Regions from separate parts of the Homo sapiens genome. Here region 1 is linked to region 2. Evidence: chromatin contacts called from ENCODE Hi-C or POLR2A ChIA-PET data. All regions are on one chromosome and are shown on one strand. Each heading gives the region's core, a stretch centred on a gene start or an enhancer-like site at or near the end of the contact. The rest is flanking DNA. Distances are from core to core; before and after follow the strand shown. Region 1 has its middle 110 kb from the start of LINC02101. Region 2 overlaps LOC105378983 (a long non-coding RNA gene).

Evidence for each region. A loop is a pair of places that touch in the nucleus more often than their neighbours do. ChIA-PET counts read pairs that join two places held with the same protein, here RNA polymerase II (POLR2A). Pooled maps may share reads with other maps.
Region 1: a map of Caco-2 shows a loop between it and region 2 (7-fold over the local background). The contact joins two enhancer-like sites. A Hi-C loop is called at or near these places in 8 of 168 maps with a recorded cell type or tissue (Caco-2, Calu3, PC-9 and 3 more) and 6 of 50 pooled maps. POLR2A ChIA-PET finds 5 or more read pairs at or near these places in 3 of 52 experiments (A549, H1 and PC-9).

What each region holds. Positions count from the first base shown.
Region 1 is chr5:58,231,277-58,237,511 of GRCh38, forward strand. No RefSeq gene overlaps it. Among named protein-coding and RNA genes, the nearest start is that of LINC02101, 110 kb to the left of the region's middle. Within about 2 kb of position 4,220, at least 2 of the 41 ENCODE cell types and tissues checked have a DNase peak (open chromatin) inside an H3K27ac peak, as active enhancers do; they include PC-9, where a contact is called at or near this core.
Region 2 is chr5:58,185,477-58,191,306 of GRCh38, forward strand. LOC105378983 (a long non-coding RNA gene) reads right to left here. Exons shown (of 4, transcript XR_948350.2): 4 at 1,229-2,965. Among named protein-coding and RNA genes, the nearest start is that of LINC02101, 66 kb to the left of the region's middle. Within about 2 kb of position 2,920, at least 5 of the 41 ENCODE cell types and tissues checked have a DNase peak (open chromatin) inside an H3K27ac peak, as active enhancers do; they include PC-9, where a contact is called at or near this core.

The DNA of each region.
Region 1 (6,235 bases), core at 2,970-5,469, 47 kb after region 2:
AGTTGTCACTTAGAGCCAGAGGTATTTAGGTGTGTGTAGGTTGGTGTCAGGGTAGAGAGCTGCCTGGGTGGATAAATGCCACTGTAGGAGGGATCTTAAAAATGGCAAAGTTCCAGGGAGCCAGGCCCTCCAAAGTATGTAAATTTTCATGCATCAAAACAAATCCAAAAGTGGATTATCAAATGTAAAACTAAAATATGTAATTTCTAGCTATTTAACTTGTCTTGATGTGTTTTCTTTTAGCATTGCTTTAGAGACACATGTGGTGCAAAAACCTTAATCAGGAAAATTAGTAATACTTCTATAAAATCAGTTTATTAACTTTCTAGATATTTGAAGAGGCAGCCCATGAAGTCCACTCTAATCATTTTATAAGGGTCAAATTCAAACCTAGAGATATTCTGGTCTTCTTTTCTGACAGTAAGTTTCATGAAAAATAAGACCATTCCAAAAACACTAACTTGGCAGCAATTTTTGCCCTCAAAGTTATACAATTTAATGTTCATAGGTATAGTAAGTATTTTATAGCATTAAATAGCTTAAGATTAGGTAATACTTATCCTTTATTCCCCCACAAACCCACCAAAAATCCTCAGAGCAATATATTAGGTTTAAACACATGAAATTGCCATGATCACACTAACTTTTTGGCATAATAAGTCAATGCCTAACTTTAAAATATATTTTAATGGTTATATAACATAGCCAAAATTGTATTTGGGTAGAATATAATCATCCTTCCTTCATATCCTATCTTTTAAATCACCTCTATCCCCCAAAGATTCCAATCTATTTTATAACCTCAATCTCAAGTGGGGATATTTTGGGGAAGAGAGTGGGACATGGCTGGTCCTATAGTTTAGATTATTCTGTGTTAGCTAGAAGACAGAATAATGCCCACTATTTTAGAAGAGATGCTTGAAGGTGATTTTACAGCCATAACTGAGATTTCAAAATCTTATGCATTTTGCCTACAAGGGTAATCAGAACAATGCCTAGGGAACTGTGACGTGAGCCTCTCTTTGTATGAGCACTAACATTCTTCCCTCCTCTGCACACACACATACACAAACGTAATAGAGTAATAAATCTAATTCTTCACACGAACCATCAGCTACACTACTGAATACAAATCAAAAATGCGGTGTGTTATTAATCTACTCATCCACATACAATCTTTACGGTGAAGTTTCTTTCTAGTCTGTATATTCTGTACTACAGGTATAGTCTGTGCTGTAATTCTGTACCTGTAACTAACCGTACTGCCCCTATCTGTGGTGAGATTTCAGAATGGGTCACAGACAAGTAAATATAATAAATAATGTGCAGTACTGTCATTGGAAACAAAAGCTGGACATTTACAAAATATGGCTCAAATATATTTTTGTTTAATATCTGCTCAAATATTTGCCCTTGCTCAAAATCCTCCAATAGTTTCCCATAGCAATCAAAATAAAATCCTTACTATGGCCAAATGTGCTCCTACTCTGGGATTTGCCATTTTTATGGTTTCTTCCACATGGAGCATTTTCAGAGAATTTTCACACTCTCATCTTTGCATGCCTTGTTTTGTTTAAATGTCTCTCACTCAGAAAAACCTTTCATGGGCCGGGCGCAGTGGCTCATGCTTGTAATTCCAGCACTTTGGGAGGCTGAGGCGGGCAGATCACAAGGTCAGGAGTTCGAGACCAGCCTGACCAACATGGTGAAACCCCGTCTCTACTAAAAATACAAAAATTAGCCAGGTGTGGTGGCATGCGCCTATAATACCAGCTACTCAGGAGGCTGAGGCAGGAGAATCACTTGAACCTGAGAGGTGGTGGTTGCAGTGGGCTGAGATCGCGCCACTGCACTCCAGCCTGGGGAACAGAATGAGACTCCGTCTCAAAAAAAAAAAAAAAAAAAAGAGAGAGAGAAAGACCTTTCACGACTAGCGGATTTAAAATGCAGTCACAGATTTATCCTTCTTTACTTCTTTATGTTTCTTCCTAATTTAAACACTCTAAATTCTTTTATTTTAATGTCTAGTTTCCATTTGCTGCATTCAAATGTAAACTCCATAAGGGTAGATGCTTTGCCTCGTTTCTTTACGACTATACCCTCAGGAGCTGGAAAAATGCCTGGTACATCATCAGCAATACTCAATAAAGGGATGCTGAAAGAATGAATGATCCATTGCCCATAGTGAGGTGCATGAATAGTACTCTTCTATATTAAGACAAATGCAAGCAGTTATTCTTTGTTCTCTTGGACTTTATGGACAAATGCAATATTTATAATATTGTTTGAATGGGGAGCACTGTGAGTGGTGGGTTAGGAAAGAGCTGATTGGAATTAGGCTTTATTCTAGGCTCATGCTGTGATGCTGCAAGGATTACACATCACAATGCAATCTAGAGCTTAGATTTCCAAAGAACTTTCCACCATCAAAAGGTGCTATAGACTTAATGCTTGTGTTCCCCCAAAATTCATACACTGAAAGCTGGCCCCAGTGTAATTGGAGGTGGAGCCTTTGGGAAGTTATTAAGACAAGAGGGCAGAGCTCTCATGATTGGGATTAGTACGCTTGTAAAAGAAACCCCAGAAAGCTACCTTGCCTTTTCAGCCATGTTGAGGACACAGTGAGAAGACGGCCGTCTATGAGCCAGGAGACAGGTCCTTACCAGAACTCAACCTGCTGGCAACCCCAATCACAGATGTCCAGCTTCCAGAACTGTGAGAATAAATTTCTGTTGTTTATAAGCTACCTAGTTTATTGCATTTGTTACAGCAGGCCATACTGAGACAGACAAAGGAGAACAGAGTTTGTTCAGTTTAAGAGAAGAGTAAACTGAAGTTTGGTTCTATCTGATACTAAAGAAAACATAATTAACTGAAAGTTTTCAAGTGAATATCCTAATTGACTGGGAACCTTTGTTAATTTCTTACTGTTAAAAATCATTCTAGATCATTATCTATTTCAAATAATAATGACTCTGGAACCTGAGGCTATGAGCTCTGATCTGCTTTGGGGTGATCTTAAGTAATGCATTTAACTGCTCTGTTCCTCTTTCATCTGTAAGATGGGAGATGCAACAATAATGCTGGAATACATACAATTCAATAGAAATGTTTTTCTCATTCTCAGGCAATGCAGAATATGGCACAAACTTCAGGGGTAATCATGTGATTATTCATGATAACGGTCCAATTCTAGAAATGAGGTTGAATGTATACAAATGACAGAAAATAACCCATAGAATTATTTTGACTTTGCTTTTGTAAAGCTATACTAGTTTTATTTTATGCCTCTCTATATAAATAATCATTAATTATTAACATTTTAAATTATACAATCTAGATTAGCTGTTCTCAATTAGGGACTATTTTGGCCCCCAAGAGATATTGACAATGCTTAGAGATATTTTTGATTGTCACAACTTGGGGAGGGGTGTTACTGGCATCTAGTTGGTAGGGATCAGGGATATTGTTAAATATCCTACAATGCATAGGACAGCCCTCACAGTGCTGAATTATCCAGCCCAAAATGTCAATAGTTCTGAGGTAGAGAAACTGGACTAAATAAACTATGATATTTGTGTTCTTGTTGTTTGCACTTTCCCTAAACATAGAGAGTCAAATAAAATTTTAGTTAACAAAGGGCTCCATTTAAATGAAGCTAAAAAATAATTTAGCAAAAGCAAATAATCAGTAATGAGCAAAAATCAAACAAGCACAACAAGCAAACACAACAAAACAAAAAGCTCTGTCGAATCTAGATAAACTGTTTCTAGCCAGTTGACATTGTACAGAGAAAGAGAAGCAGTTTTGTTTTTTTTTCCTCTCAGTAAAGCTGCAAATTTTTTCTACAAAGTGTCCCTTAAATAAGTCTGTCATATCATGGAAACCAGTCTAAATTTTCTCATGGTGTTCATGGCTAGTAAATACTTTGTAAAGAAGTATTAATACCTGAGTTGTGTAAAACAGAGATCTTTCAGCACATTAATTCAATGGAAATGATTAAAGACTGTCTTTTTATTGTTATTTTCTTTTCTCTTTTCTTCCATATCTGCAGCCATATCACTAGGAATAAATGAAATATTTGCAAACAGGGTTGCACATATCCCTGTCTCCTTTGGGCTAAGCCCAGGACTTCTCAGTAATCCTTTCACAACCACCCTACTTGTAGGCATGTATTTCCTCAAACTTCCTCATACTTGTTGCTGCTATTGCCACATACGTTCATGTTTGCCAGTCTCAGCTGAAATACGTAAACCTCCTGCTAATGACATCTGGGAAATTGATGGCCTTGTGACTAAATATGTGATGCACAGCTTTGCATACTGTCCATCTTCGTATTTAGGACTCAGTATTTGGCATATTGTATTTGGCATATTTAGGACTCAGTATTTGGCAAGAATGTAATATCTGACAACCAAGAACTTGCACAACACTGAAGAGGACAGTGTATTTAAAAGAGACTATTAAGACAACTTGATATTAATATGTAAAATACATTTAAAGTTAGAAAAGTTAGTATAAAGATCATTATTCTAATTCTAGGGTAACATGGTATGCTCATTGACCTTGGAAATTTTCTTATGATAAAATAATTCTTTTTTTTTTTTTTTGAGACGGAGTCTCACTCTATTGCTCAGGCTGGAGTGCAATGGCACAATCTCAGCTCACTGCAACCTCTGCCTCCCAGGTTCAAGTGATTCTCCTGCCTCAGCTTCCTGAGTAGGTAGGATTACAGGTGCGTGCCACCACGCCTGGCTAATTTTTGTATTTTTAGTAGAGACGGGGTTTCACCATGTTGGCCAGGCTGGTCTCAAACTCCTGACCTCAAGTGATCCACCCGCCTTGGCCTCCCAAAGTGCTGGGATTACAGGCATGAGCCACCACACCCGGCGCTGATCAAATAATTCTTAATGAATATCTATAATGGCCCAAACAGTATGCTAATCATAGAAGATCTAGTAATGAATCAGGCATTGTCTCTATCCTCTGGGAGCCTATTACCTAACAGAGCAAGGCAGACATTCAACTTGCAGGTGCCTAAGGGTTAGAGATGCTAAGATGGAAGCATGTATTGTATTTGATGAAATAAAAAAAGGGTGCAGTCCATTTCCCTGAGTAGTCAGAAAATATATCACAGTGAAGACTCCATAGTGAACTAACAGGACTATGGGGAACACGGTCCATGTGATGTTGTTAAACATACCGTAAAAGTTTTCATCATTTTATGGAGTAATATGGCAATTTGAAAAATTAACCCCATGAGCCCCTAATATTCTTGATGCATAGTTTCCCTTTAGAAAATTCCCAACTCTTCAAACTAAGTCATCTGCACAAATATGTTAATGAAGGAGATTGTCCCTTTTCCTTGTTCCCAGTGATTCCCAAGCATCTTTGTTAAAGCATTGAACATGTTGCATCATACTTCTTTGCATATTTCCCTCAACTCCTAGATTGTAAGAGCCTTAGGGCCAGAGAACAAGTCTTATTCATCTTTCTACCTCTTAAGATGCCAATTCTGTAATGGGTGCACCACATGTTTATTGGATGTACTGGGAAAAGCTGGACTCCACCTTAAAGGACGACGGCAATAAGGGAATAAATGACCCCGCACACTATGACATGACAGGATTCTGGAGATGACGAAAGCTAGAAAAGTGTGGCTAAGTGGCAATATGGAAATATATAGGATGTCATTTTATGTATAAAAAGCAAAAACTAAAGAACACATACATATTAATTATAACTATAAAATATAGTTTTATGTTTATGTATTAAATTATGAAATTTAATATTTTTCCTTGTAAAGATGCCTAAATTTATAATATTTTAATTGCCAGTGAAAAATAAAGTCACTTATTGTATTATCTTCAATCCTTTTTCTTAGCCTTTGAAATAATATTTTCTTAAATACTCCCTAAAAGTGGAGAGGAAATAGAAGTAACTCCTTGAGAGGCACTGTGCTCTGAGCTTTACATAGTCATGTCAACTTAATTATCTCTCCAAATCTATTATTTAAAAAAATCTTACAGAGGTAAAGAAACTGAGGCATGGAAAGATTATACAATACACACAAGAAAAAGGAGTCTGTCTGATTCTCAAGGCTATATTTTTTTCACCATGTTTATTTTTTAGCAGATGAGTAAATTAAGCAAAATAAAGGAATTCTATTTTAGCAAGATGATCATTCTGATTTTCAAAATGTTCGTTGCATGGCTAATAAGGTGCTGCATATCAG
Region 2 (5,830 bases), core at 1,670-4,169:
TATTTTCTCATTTAAGACATTTACCTTAAGGTAAGCAGCCTATAAAAGTTGTGACCATGGTTCAGCCAAGATGTTCTGACATCAAACGCTAGGCCCTGTCCTCTAACCTGTTCATTTTACCTTGCCTGCTGTTTCTAATAGGCACCTAATTCTTTTCTTTCAGACCATTGACTACCAAGTTGCTAGGCCAGGATTCAAACTCGGGTCTGCCTGCCTCCTGAACCCAAGATTTTGAGCATCACATTGGAGTACACAAAAACATGCTAGAACAGTGCTACTCAAAGTAGCCAGTCCATAACATGTCACTAATCCCCAAGGAAATGAAAGAACTTGGTCCAGAGTATAAATGAACACATTGGTTGCTTTACCGGGAAATGTATGCTATTTAAAAAGGAGTGTCAGCTTACTGGTATAGTTGGCTTAGATTCTGGTCAAGCTTCTTGATTATCTTGTTGCAATGTGTTAGCAAAGGGTTCACAGACAGGTGGCACAGGTTCATGGACAGCATTTGACTAGCAACACACCGGATCACTGTGTGGGTGCCAAATTCATCTGACTAGACTATCCCAAGGAAACTGCAAGCAAAATGTTTCATAAGTCCATACATGCATCATGGCTAACAAATGTTTCACTAAGGAATAAAGACGCTTTCATAGGCATATTTGAAATTTTTGAATGAGCTATATAAATCTTTTAGAATTTTTCATCAAAAGTTGTGTTTCAAAGTGAAGTTAACTTTCTATTTAGAGCACTGAAGTTGATAAGAGTTCTACAATTATACCTTGATTTTGATACTACACTTATAGAAGTTATGATGACTACATTGTTCAACAATTTGGGCCTATGATTTATATAGTTCATGTTAACCATTTTTTTACATATAACCTTGGAAAGCCTGAATAAAGTGCACCCTAGAAGTTCTATAGAAATATATATATATATATATATATATAGCATTAAAATAATAGAAAAGAGGTGGAGACTCAAATGAACAACTACCCATTTCTTCATAACTAACATCTTTAGTAAGATTTTCATAAATTTTTACAAAACTATTTTGAAAAGCATGAGTTTTGCAATGCAATTTGGAGGTCAACAATGTCTTTATCAATGTGTTTTTTTGGTACAATGATATTTACCAACAGTATATGGGGGAAATTTTATTTCCAACATTCTTACAGGTTTTATTTTACTTCCTTTCTGTCCTTTTTTCTTTTCCTCTCTCTTTCTTTAAAAAAAAGTGGTCTACCCAAAGCAAAGTCCAGTGCATTTATAAATTCTAAGAGGCAAAAAAACCATTATTATTTAATTTAATATTCATTGTTTAGCTGGAAGCAATTTCAAGCCCAGTTGAGGTAATAGTTTTTAATACTTCACAGCACATTGAGACTTACATAATTTTAAAAACTGCTGCATGCTGATGTCCACTGATGTCTTAGACTATAATTTTATAACTTTGAATGATATAAAGGTTTACAGTTGCTATTTTTTTGCATATTGCCTATCAGAGGCTTGATTAGGAATGTGATATGAATCTGTCTAATGGAGCAGGAACTATCTGTATGGGGTTAAGCTTTTAACCCAAAAATGTTTACTGAGCACCAATTATGCACAAGTAATTTGAAGTATTGGCCTTGTCTCTGAAAGGTGCTAACAGATAAACAACATCATTCTTCCATTTAGGCCGTAATTCTGTTCAGAAATTAAAGAGCAAAGGTTGTGAATGTCAGTTTTTCTTTCTTTCCTAAAAATCAATAGGTAATTACACTGACCCAAAAGGCAAAATGAATTCACTCTGTGAGTTTACCATTCATAGGACAGGACTTCACATTTACATGCCCATTTAAACATGCCCTGCTACAGTCACTTCTGAACATGTAAGAAGAGCTTCTTTGACATTCTGAAAAAATATTAACTCTAAAAGTTAGAGAGTAAACAATTTTAAGTGTTCAAATAGTACCTTCAAAAAATGATAAATAATTTCAATTTCTCTTTCAGGTAATAACATTGAGATATTGAGGTTCACTGGGAAAAATATTTTTGTTGGCACTTGGCACTTGGAATGCTTATAACATCACATCTTTAGTGGTATTACTTCAGCTATACCCTGTCTCATTGTTTATACAGATAGTGATGCATTTTGGTTAAGAATCTTAATAACAATAATCCTTTATATTTGTACAGTCTTTTTCAGTTCCAGGGCAGTTTAGATTTACCATCATATTAAATTCTTGCAAGGACTCTGTGAGATGACTGTAAGATTATTATTCTCATTGTGCCGTTGGGAAAACTGAAGCTCACAGAGTCCAAAGGCTATGAAGCATGGACTGGAAGCTGCCTGTCTGGGTTCAAATTCTGGCTCCATAGCTTGCCAAATATGTATAATTTGGAGCAAGTTACTTAACTTCTTTTGTATCAGTGTCCTCATCAGAAAATGAGGGTAATAACAGCACCTACCTTACTGGATTGTTATGACAGCTTAGGTTAATGTATGTTAAATACTTAACAGCAGTACCTGGCATATGGTAAATGCTACATGCATTTCAGAAATTGAGCCCAGATTTCTGACTGCATGTCTAGTGTTCCTTTCATTACAATAGTGTTTCAATTATGTCTTGTTACACCACTTCATGTGGTGGTTGACAGGGTACTGAACTAGAGGCAAAAGTACTACTACAGAAGCATATTCTGATGTTGTAGCTTCTACATTTTCCTGAATTAAAAACAATTAGGTAGTAATAATGTTCATGTAAACTATTTAGTAATCCTTCATGTGTACCAGGCTGGGTATCAAGCAAATAACGCATCTTTTACATGTATTATTCTATTCAATCCTCACAGCAGACCTGTTCATCTCCACTTGCAAACAAGGAACTGGAGTCACCAAGAGGTTAAGTTGTGCAGCGAGTCAGAGCATAGTGATAGGCATCAAAAGGGAGTTTCACGTCTGACTTAATATTGGTATCTGTGGAATGAAACAGGAATGTGCTTAATCATATCAAGCGATCTGATACTCAAACCTTTGTCTTCACCAGGGGTCACTGTCCTGGCAGTTACAGCATATTGCAAAACTGAAATCAAAGCTAAAGGCCTTAGAAATTTTTAATCTAAGCAAGAGCTGATTGTGTTTTAGTGGTGGATATCCAGTATAGTTTCCAACAATTGCAAATTGAAAGTAAAGGGAAAGTAAGCTAACAGACTCCTTAAAGTATCCACAGTCTTGGATAAAGCTTTTTTCTTCCAAATCTGCAATTATTCTTTTAAGGATTCAATTTAATTTATTATTTAAATTATTTTTAACATATATTATTTTAAAACTAAATTACATACAAATTTTCTTTTCCCTAATCTAAAGTTAAAATAAATCACTTTGTAATAATAACTGTGTAGAATTATATGAAAACATCATGTCTGTATTTTCAGTGCCTTAAGACACTTGGAATCTTTGGAGAATCTCACGTTCTAATTTTATTGGATTAGATATGCATGGCTTGGTGGCCTCAGAGGACAAGACTTAGGAGTAGCCCCAAAACATAGTCATCAGAAAAAAGAAAGAAAGTGGGGATTATTCTTTTAAGCAATTTAACCCAAAATCCAGGTTCCATGTTGTTCCGGCTTCAGAGTGAAATTTTTGTTCTCATCTAATTTTAAAGTTATACAACAACAGGAATGCTGTTAAGAAAACTCTGAGCATGAACCAAACCCGAGTGACAATACAGAACCCTGTTTTTATAGATGTTTGCCCCTAAAATAATAAAGTATAAAATATAAACTGACAAAATGGAATGCCCAGTCAAATAATATGATGTGACTTTGCATACATTTTATATCTCCTTACATGTCCAAAGGAGACATATTTTGTCAACATACAAATTCTGAGTGGCCTAGGAGGCAAGCCTATTCACAGTAATCCTCCTGGGAAAATAAGAAAGGAAGAGTAAGTACTAACTTTAGTATTAATTAGTTTTTGTGACACCATGGAACTTCCAACTTACAGGCTGGTAGGGATAGGGCACTCTGTCTCTATAGCATTGCAAAAACTGCTTTTCCTTCCATTTCTGCTTCAGATCACATGTTCTGGCTCAGCAGGGGCTAACGAGATGGAGGGAGCAGAATCTCTGTCTCTCCCTCTCAGATATTCTGATAAAGCCCTACTCCTGTCAGTTGGAGATCAGGTGTGGAGTTTCTGTTGGGTAATAATTTCCAATTTTAGTTATCTAGAGTTTAATAGCTATTGTTTTAAGTTATTGTTTTAAAGAAATAAAAATCACTGGTATATTTTAAAGCATCTTAATTAGTAGCCATGTATTATTTTCAATAGCTGATAAACAATTAGGCTTTAAACATTAAACATCAAATCATTAAGAAATTCAGTTGAAGTAATCAGAACTAATATTGATGAAGAGGAGTATGACTGACTAGGAGGGCATTCATTTTTCCCCCAAAATCACACTGGGTAAATATGGTAACAGATGAATAAGGCCACACACAAACATCAACTTAGTCACTGTATAAGCATGCCATTTAAAGTGATTTTTAAGCTGACCATCACCTAATTTGGGTAACTACATTTCTAGGTTCTACCTGGACTCCTCTGATGTGTGTGCCAAGACAGACAACACTTTCATAAGCACATTATAGACTCAAACAAACAGAAGTGACAAAATGTGCAGAAGGACATTGTAAATTATTCTACAGGGGACAGCTTCATGTCTAGATAATTGTTTTCCTCCTTCTTAGTATTTGTTGCTAATCATGAGAATAATTGTCCAATTCACCTACTGTGTCTTCTCACAATTACTATTCAATGCATTTTTCAGATATTTTAAGACGTTCTCAAAACTGTGGAGCAAATCATACAAATGGGGTAATACACATGAAAACAGGTACTTCCCTTGCCCCGCTCATACATTTGATCTCTTCTTTCCTGGCTGCTTGCAGATTGAGTTCACAGAAACATATGGGGATAAAGGAAGAAGGCTGATTTTTAAAGAAGCAGATTAGAACCCTTCCCACGCTTGGATGTCATCCTCCTCAAAGTAGATTAATGTTCTCTACTCCATTTCTGTTTTCTTCTCTCTGGTTTTACTGTATTTTTTTTTCTTTTATTGCATTGGCAAAATCTGCAAAATTAAAAACTTGTCCTTTAAGGGTAAACATACACAGAGAGTCTTTTTCATCTGCTTAAGTTCTAAGTCAGCAGAATTTAATTTCCCTGAGCAAAATAGTTCCCTGACTGTGTCTTGTTAATTACTAAAGTGTTCCTTCCCTAAATTTGTTTTCATTCTTGTATCTCCTTTGAGTTTCTCTCAGGAAGAAGTACCCAATCAATCTCAGGGTCAGTGGCTGGGGGTGCCATGGCCTTGCACCTAATGCTGTTTCCATATCTATTGAACCCTCGTTTTGACAGGACGTTGGCTACCGAGTTCTCCTTTTGCATCTCTTTCCTCTCTTCTCCTGGGTCCACATCCTCCAATCACAATGACCCCCATCAGTTTCAAAGGTTCCATGATCCTTTGCCTTTCTGACATTATGATTTCCTCTGTTAAGTAATTTTTTTCTTTTGTAGCATTTTTTACAATTTGAAATTGTGTATTTACTTTGTGATTATTTGCTTAATGTTCATTTCCCTCACCAGACTAAGCTCCATGAGGTGGGGGCTTGATCTATATCATACATGTTTGTAATACCATGCTTTGCATAGCCAGGCACAGAATAGGCTCTCAGTATCCTGGGAATGAATACAAGCATGTCCAGAATTCTTTACCAATCATAACAAAGTGCCAGTGTCACACAATTTGCATTTACATAAAACAATCAGATCGTTTTC